2 separate regions of the Homo sapiens genome follow, and region 2 is linked to region 1. A link is a contact called in ENCODE Hi-C or POLR2A ChIA-PET data. All regions are on one chromosome and are shown on one strand. Each heading gives the region's core, a stretch centred on a gene start or an enhancer-like site at or near the end of the contact. The rest is flanking DNA. Distances are from core to core; before and after follow the strand shown. Region 1 holds the start of KBTBD2 (kelch repeat and BTB domain containing 2). Region 2 holds the start of ELMO1 (engulfment and cell motility 1).

What was found. Hi-C counts contacts between places; a loop is a spot of excess contacts on that map. ChIA-PET counts read pairs that join two places held with the same protein, here RNA polymerase II (POLR2A). Pooled maps may share reads with other maps.
Region 2: a map of naive thymus-derived CD4-positive, alpha-beta T cell shows a loop between it and region 1 (7-fold over the local background). The contact joins the promoter of ELMO1 here to the promoter of KBTBD2 in region 1. A Hi-C loop is called at or near these places in 1 of 168 maps with a recorded cell type or tissue (naive thymus-derived CD4-positive, alpha-beta T cell) and 7 of 50 pooled maps. POLR2A ChIA-PET finds 5 or more read pairs at or near these places in 1 of 52 experiments (activated CD4-positive, alpha-beta T cell).

What each region holds. Positions count from the first base shown.
Region 1 is chr7:32,889,908-32,893,589 of GRCh38, reverse strand. It overlaps KBTBD2 (kelch repeat and BTB domain containing 2), which reads left to right and starts at 1,830. Exons shown (of 4, transcript NM_015483.3): 1 at 1,830-2,054. RefSeq lists enhancers at 1,281-1,340, 1,046-1,749 and a silencer at 1,521-2,470.
Region 2 is chr7:37,446,820-37,450,501 of GRCh38, reverse strand. It overlaps ELMO1 (engulfment and cell motility 1), which reads left to right and starts at 1,638. Exons shown (of 22, transcript NM_014800.11): 1 at 1,638-1,827. RefSeq lists silencers at 1,889-1,938, 1,949-1,998.

The sequences.
Region 1 (3,682 bases), core at 581-3,080:
CTTATTTATCATAGCTGGCTAGTTTTCAAATGTATCTCTGCTTCTCCATTCTCACTGACACTGTTAGTTTGGACTTTCTCTCCAACTCATGTCTGGACTGCATTAACAGCGTCCTAACTAGTATCCCTGCTTCCAGTCTGCTATCTATCATGCTTTAGAATTTTTTCTCTAAAATCTTATCAAGATATTCTCCTGCTTAAAAATCTTAAGTGGCTTTTTGTTGCCCACAGGATGAATCACGAACTCCTTGCCGCAGGTATCATTTGTTGTTGTTGTCTGCATGTTTAGACCGCATCTCTCATACCCAATCTGGCACAAAGTAGGTGCTCAAGTGTGTGTTAAATGACTTTAATCTTTTGTATAGCTTGTTTGATATCATACCACTTAACTACTTAATTAGACTAAGTACAGTGGTAGCATGCTGGAAACTCAATGAAGATTTGTTGAATGTAGTTTCCAGATTCTACAGTAAAACAATCCTTTATCAGTAGTTCCTGATAACACGCATCTTGGTGTGCATTCAGTTGATCTAGCCTAGTTTACAGGAAGAGGCTCCCTTCAGTAATGTACTGTATGGCCTTTCAGATTATAATTAGTCATCTATATTCTCTAGATTGGGCTTGTGCCAAGACTGTAAGTTAGGAAGGTAGGTGGAGTCTGTGTGGGCATTTCTGACAATTTTTTGATCCACGAATAGCTCCTAGCAAATTTACAGCCTGCCTGCCAGCAAGCTGTGCCAAGTTAACTAAAACAGTACGGGCCACAGCCATTAGCTGCTGCTACAAACGCTTCGCTTTGCGAAGCAACGCTGAAGGCGCTCTTTTGGAACTCGGGGGGTTGGGGGCGTGCAGCCGCCGCATTGCAGCACACAACGGAAGGCTTCAGACGCTGGAGCTGCCGTCCGCACCCAGATGTCTCTCTCTCCCTTTTCCCCTAACCTCCCCCAACTGCGGGCCCTTTTGGGTGCTGCTCTGACTTCTTCCTTGGCCTTGGGAAAAGCCGAAGCGGCTCTGGAGAGAGGAGGGCATGGTTTGGAGAAGAGGTGCTGCGGCAACAAAGCGACCCGCCCAACGCCTCCTCAACTTTCTCCTGCCCCCGGTCTGGTATTGTTTAGTCCTACTCATTCCCACTTTCCGAGCCAGCCTGCAAAAATCTGTATTTCAGGGGAAATTCCAAGGGATAAAACACCTCCTTCAGCATAACAATTGGTGTTTTGCTCTCTAGATTTCCTAGCAATGAACTTGTCGGGCCTCTCCATCCGCCCGTCTAGGCCCAAGGCCTCGGCCGCCGCGGCTACTCGGAGTGCCCCTCTGCCGCGCACGCGCCCCTCAAGGGCTCTCCCATGACCTTTCCCGGGAACCCCCTTCAATTACGCTTCCCGTCACCTCGCGCCGCCCCCGCCCTTCCTGCTCTTTCCGTTTCCTCTTTCGCGCCTGCGCGGCCCCAATTGTTTTGGCTTTCCGGTGGCATCCGGCAGAGGAAAAGGGCGGGGGCAGCTAGAGTAAGGGAGGGGCGGGGGACGGTCGCGAGGACCCGGGAAACTGCAAAACTGCCGCTGGTGCCGACAGGCGCGCGCGCGCGCGAGGCGGGAGGGCGGCGTGGCGAGGGCGGGCGCGGCAGGCTGGCCAGCGGTCCATTGCGCGCGCGTTCCCGGGCCGCGGGCGGGGGCGAGAGCGCGCGGCGGGGGCGGGGGCGGGGGCGGCGGGGGCGGCGGGCCCGGCGTCTCGCGGCCCCGGACTGACAAGGCGGCGCGGGCGGGCGGGCGGCGCGGCTCCCGGGGGAGGAGTCTGGCGGTGGTCGGGCCCTGAGGAGCGTGCGGCGGCGCCCGCAGAGGACGCTGCTTTCCGCGCTGGACGGACCAAGCGAGGGAGGGTGCGAGGGGAAACCGGAAGGAAGAGGCGGCGGCGCCAGCCTTCCTCGGCCGGAGGCGGAGGCGAGACCCCAGGCGAGGCCGCGGCGGGAGGGCCACGCCCCCGCCGCCGCGCCGGAGGGGCCCAGTGTGGACGGGGCCACCGGCTGGAGCGGATCCCACACCTCCGGACCGAGGGACGCGGGTGAGCAGGCGACAGTAGCGCCGGGCAGGCTGGGAGCCCGCGGCGACCTGTGGAGGGGCCGGGGAGGAGGGCTGTGGCGGGAGGGGGCTCGGCCCTTTGTGGCTCGGCGGGTGGGAGGCGGCGGCCGCGGCATCTTTCAAACCCGAGACGCTTCCGCCGCGGGCGGGGGAGGGGCGCGGGCGGCCGGCGCCGCCCTCCGCACCCCGCGGCGGCCCCAGGGCGGCGGAGCTCCGGGCAGGTCCGCGGGGAAGGGGCGGCCCGGTACGCCGCTAGCTGGGCGTTTCCGGCCCCGGCACCGGGCGCCTCGGCGCCCGCGGGGCTCCCGGGCGGCGCCTTGGCCTCGGCTCGCGCCCGCCCTTACCGAAGTAAAGCTGTTTCCCTTAAAGACTCGCGACGTGTTCGCGACATGGTGGGCCGAAGGAGGACACCCCCTTCCTTCTGTATTCCCCCCGCGTACATCTGAACTAACCAAGAGAGGTCTAGACGAACAGAGCTCCTGTTATGGTCTATATCGACTTAAAAAAGAAAGCAGAAACTGCCCTTTGAAACGGAAAATTGTGTACGTGTTTACTTTGTGAAATCTTTAACTTCCTTGAATTCGACCACCTCCTTCTCCCTACGGATTGAACAACCGGGGAATAGAAAAATCGCTTAGTTTGGTGTGGGGCGGTTATTTTGAGTTAACATCTTTTTTTCCCTTGGGCTTAGCTATCTAAGAACTCTACCTGCCTCAAAAGGTAGAGGAGCGTCCATCCCACGGGCTACCACGGTGACCCCTTCCAGTGAAAATAGGAAAAGAATTCAAAATACAAAATGAACTTTAAAAGGGTGTGTGTGTGAACTATCTTCTGTGTCAATTAGCCTTATGAAGACGTAGGCAACAGGACTGGTCACGTGTTGTTTATACTTGAATCTGTACGTCGGGCTCACAGCATTTAGGCATTGAGAAACGAAACCCTATCAACGCTGTGCACTGACCAAAATGATATTTTCTTTTATCGAGGCAACTAATTAACAGGGATCTTCCCCCTCTTCCCTCTGAGTTGTACATTTTTGCCGAATTTGAGTAGTATGGGTCTTAGATCTCTTGTAATTGTGAATGACTTAGTTTGGTTAACCTTTGATAAGGACTTTTTTCCCCGACTTTTTTTTCTGATCTAAAGTAAATTGAAAAGCCAGTCGGTTGTTTTCTAATCTCGATGATGTGGAATTTTGCTATTCTTTCCATCTGGCTGATAACTAATGTTAAGCTTACTTCTTCACTTTGATCTTCTGTTGGCTTAGTGCTTATTGAAGCCCTTTTAGGTTGGGGCCTGGAATCCTCAAGAGGTTGTTTTCTGTCAGTAACTCGGGAGTGCTGTGGCCTTTCTGTTGAGCATGCTCTGTAGTCCACACGTTTCCACATAGTGGTGTTTTCTTTGCACAGTTTTGTAGGAAGACTTTATGAGTGCTGTAACTCTACTCCCCTTTTTGCTCTCATAAGAAGCATTATAAAATGTTAACTTATGTTATTCACAGGGCATGTAAGGAGATGGGAAGGAATAGAGGTATCAGTACATATGTCCATGCTCCTCCATAGATTTTCTTCTGGTTGGTAGAAATGTTGAGCTTTTCATTCCTAAACATTG
Region 2 (3,682 bases), core at 389-2,888, 4.6 Mb before region 1:
GTTAAGGTCTTTATATGCCTTAGCTACAAGGTTGTAGATCAAATTCATACTTATCACTACAAGTGTCTCAGAGCATCGTTAGTAAAGGCTCCATTTACTGACTACTTATTAAATTACTTCATTTAATAGTTGGTGCTATTGACTTTTGTTATTATATCATTACTGTTTTATAGATGAGGAAATACAGAAGTTAAGTTGCTTTCCTGCAGTCACCCTGCTTTAGTTACTGGCTTATAACCATCTGGACCCAGGCACTCTTGATACTAATACTGCCTCCCAGAGTCATGCGTATAATAAGGAGTTAGATCAGAGCTGTTCATTAAAAGTATAAGGTGAGCCACTAATGAGAGCCTATGTGTAGCCTTACATTTTCTAGTAGCTACATCAGAAAATGTAAAAAGAAACTGGTGAAATTAATCTTATATATGCTTATATCTTAACCCAACACATGACGAATCCAACTGACTTACTACATCAGACTATTCTCATGTATTGCAATAATGTAATCAACATAAACATACTTAACAAGTTAGTTTACATTCATTTTAAAAATACTGAATTGTATGTCTGTTTTACACTTACAGAACATCTCAGGGATAGCCACATTTCAAGTGCTCAACAGCTGCCTGTGGCTCTTGAGGGGGAAGATCTTAAAAGGGAGCTTAGTTTTCCACCTTGATTCTGATGCCTCCCTGCCCCCGACTTATTTCCTTTGCCAATTAGAAGAAAATGCCGAACTGCCTTTGACTTTTCCGGTAGAGCCAATGTAGGTATTTCTGAACTGGGGGAGGACAGGTGGTTCGCCTGCAACCCTCTTCCCTCCTGCCAGCTAGGCTGGGAGTTAACGTTTTTGATTTCTGCTTTGAAAATGATTTAAGTAGGTTGCATGAATTAAGTAATTTATTCTAAATATCAAATTATGGGTGGAACGTCTTGCCTTATGCAAAGTTATGCAAAATTAGGAAGTCCCTGGCTTAATTGGTTAGAAATACATCTTGTAGTTTCAATTGCAGGGTTAGTAAATACATAGATGTCGACGGAGAGGGAGGAAACTTTTTTTTTTTTTTTTTGCCACTCTGTCCAAGGGTAGAGGCACAGCGTCAAAACAAACACGTCTTAAAGTAGCGTTCAAACAGCCCACCGAAGTTTCCCCTTAATATCCGGAACCGGTTGCCAAAAATTAAAAAAGGATGTGAAAAGATGCTACTCGCTTTTGGCCTCCCGGAGATGGCGCTATGAGGGTGACGGAGTTAATTAGTGCCTCCAAACGCCGTGTGTGAGCTCATCGAAGTCATGCTCTGCACACATATTATTTATAGCAGATCTGAGGCATGCATGGTGTTTGACATTTCTGTCTTTTAAGTAGGGGGACTTCAAAAAGTCGTGGGCATCCCCCTAGGCAAAGTGCAGTGGGCAGGGACCAGGCAGGGTGCGGGCGCAAGGCGAACGCGCAGACCACGAGTGTCCTGGCGCAGGTGCCGGGGGCGGCGGCTGCAACTCCGCAGCGTCCGCTCGGGAGGAGAGTTCGCGGCTGATCTCCGGATGCCTTGCAGATGCAAAATGTGTCTCTGGCCAGCAGGAGGAAGGAAGAGGAAGTGAGAGCAGCGGCAGCCGGCGGTGCAGCAGCCGGCCGACCCAGAGTGTAAGTGCGTGTGCTGGGGCGAGCGGGAGCGGGCGAGGATGGGCACAGGATAGAGGCAGAGCCACCCACGCCGCCGCGGCCCCACGCTGGGCGACAGAGCCTCCAGTTCCCCTTCAATGGTGGCGGGTCGCCGGAGCTCTGATCGCCGGGAACCCTTGCCGCTGCTGTCCTGCGACCCCAAGCAGGTTCGTAAAGTTTCCTGGGCTGGCGCCGCGCCCCGACTCGCTGACCTCGGCGCGGCAGGGGAGGGGGCCGGGACTGGGGCCGGGAGGAGGCGTCCTGCTCCGGGGGACTCCGGGCGCCGCGGAGACACTTTTGTTTCCTCCCTGGGGGCGCCGCGGCTCGGGCGGGGGTGGCCGCCGCGCTCGGCAGGGTGAGGGCTGCGGGCGCGTCGGGGCGCTCTGCAGTTGGGGAAGTCTGAGCTCCGGGGATGGCGGGAGTGGGAGTGGGAGCGGAGGGAGGGGGCGCTGGAGGTGCGGCGCCCGCGGATGAAGCGCAGGGCCCGGGGCCCGGGAGCCCGCCGAGACATTTCGACCAGGGTCTGCGGGAGGGGGGGCGCGGGAGGGTTGCGACGCTGGCGCGGGGTTACTGGGGACGGGGGATGTGGGGCTGGGATCTTGGAGTCAAGATTCCTATAGAGCTAGAGAAGCGGCTGCGGCTCAGACTCGGCGTCTTCTCCTGCACTCGGGGATGGGAGGGAATCCCCCGGCGAGCGCGCTCGTGGGAGGGGGCGGTGATGGGCCAGAGGAATGGGGGCCAGGAGGGCCGGAGAGGGCGGTCTGGGCAGCCGGGAGCCCCTGAGGTTCTGGTTAGTAAATACTCTCCTCCCGGGGACACACCGGGGTCTCCGCCGAGACCGAGAGAGGCGGCGGGGAGCTTTGTGGAGCTTCGTGGAAATCTCGGCTTCGGAGAGGGGACGCACCGGGCGCGCCTTCAGAGAAGGGGGCGGCGGCATGCCAGGGGGCCCGGGAATCGGAGCGGAGAGTGGCGACTGCGATCGCCGGAGTCGCTTTGAGGAAGAGGAAATACAGAACTCAGCTGTCCCGGGGGTGCGCGCGTGTGTTTGGGGTTGGGAAGTCGGTGCTGTGCCGCGAGCGCGCGCGAGGCGGCGTGTGTGTGTGTGTGTGTGTGTGTGTGTGTGTGTGGTGTGTGCGCGCGCGCGTATGTATGTGTGTGTGGTGTGTCGTCGGTGTGTGTGTGAGTGTGTGTGTGTGGGGGGGGTGTTGTGGGTGTGTGTGTGAGTCGGTGTGTGTGTGTGTGACCGCACAGCCAGGAACTCCCCGCCCAGTGACCCTCTCCCGCCTAGGGGGCCATTTGAAGTTGGAGGCGGGTCGGGACCTGCCTTGACCTAAAGGACCAGCCTCAGGCTTGGTCCCAGGTAGTGACCCAGCTCTGAGAGTCCCTGGACGGCTCCCGAGACTCAGTGAATATATTTGGGATGCCCCCCGCGCTGGATCATGGGCTTCCCAACACCGCTGGCCTTGAATGATTCGGGCCTAATTCGTTATGGTTAAGATTTCAGATAATCTAAGACGGGTTGAGGCCTCCAGAAGCGGAGGCTTCCTGTTGGGCGCTGCCAGTGACTTGGGGATGAAGCTATGGAAGAATATCTGAGTGTTTCTCTTTTGCTTCTATAAAAGTAATTAATGACCTGTATTTACACACCAAAACCCTGCGAGCAACTTTGGGACATAGAGGGATATAATCCTTCTCAGAATCACTTTGAGATTGCAAAAACCGGCAGCAGCTATTATTGGGGTCTCCTCTGGCCAGGGTTCTCATATTATCTCACCTCCATGCCTACTTTCCAAGGTTGTTTCAAGCATTAATGTCCCATAATTTACAGATCTGGGGGAAAATAATGGTAAGTTAGGAGGCCAGATCCCCTGCAGAAACATCACATATTTTTAATTTTTCTTATAGCTGACCTTTTGAAGCTTTACTCTTTATTATTGTACATTTCCTATCTCTGGAAGGCTGTGGTTAAATGTGCATGCTGCCTTGTTTCTACTCTGTTTTGTTTGTTTTTATTAGGTTGGT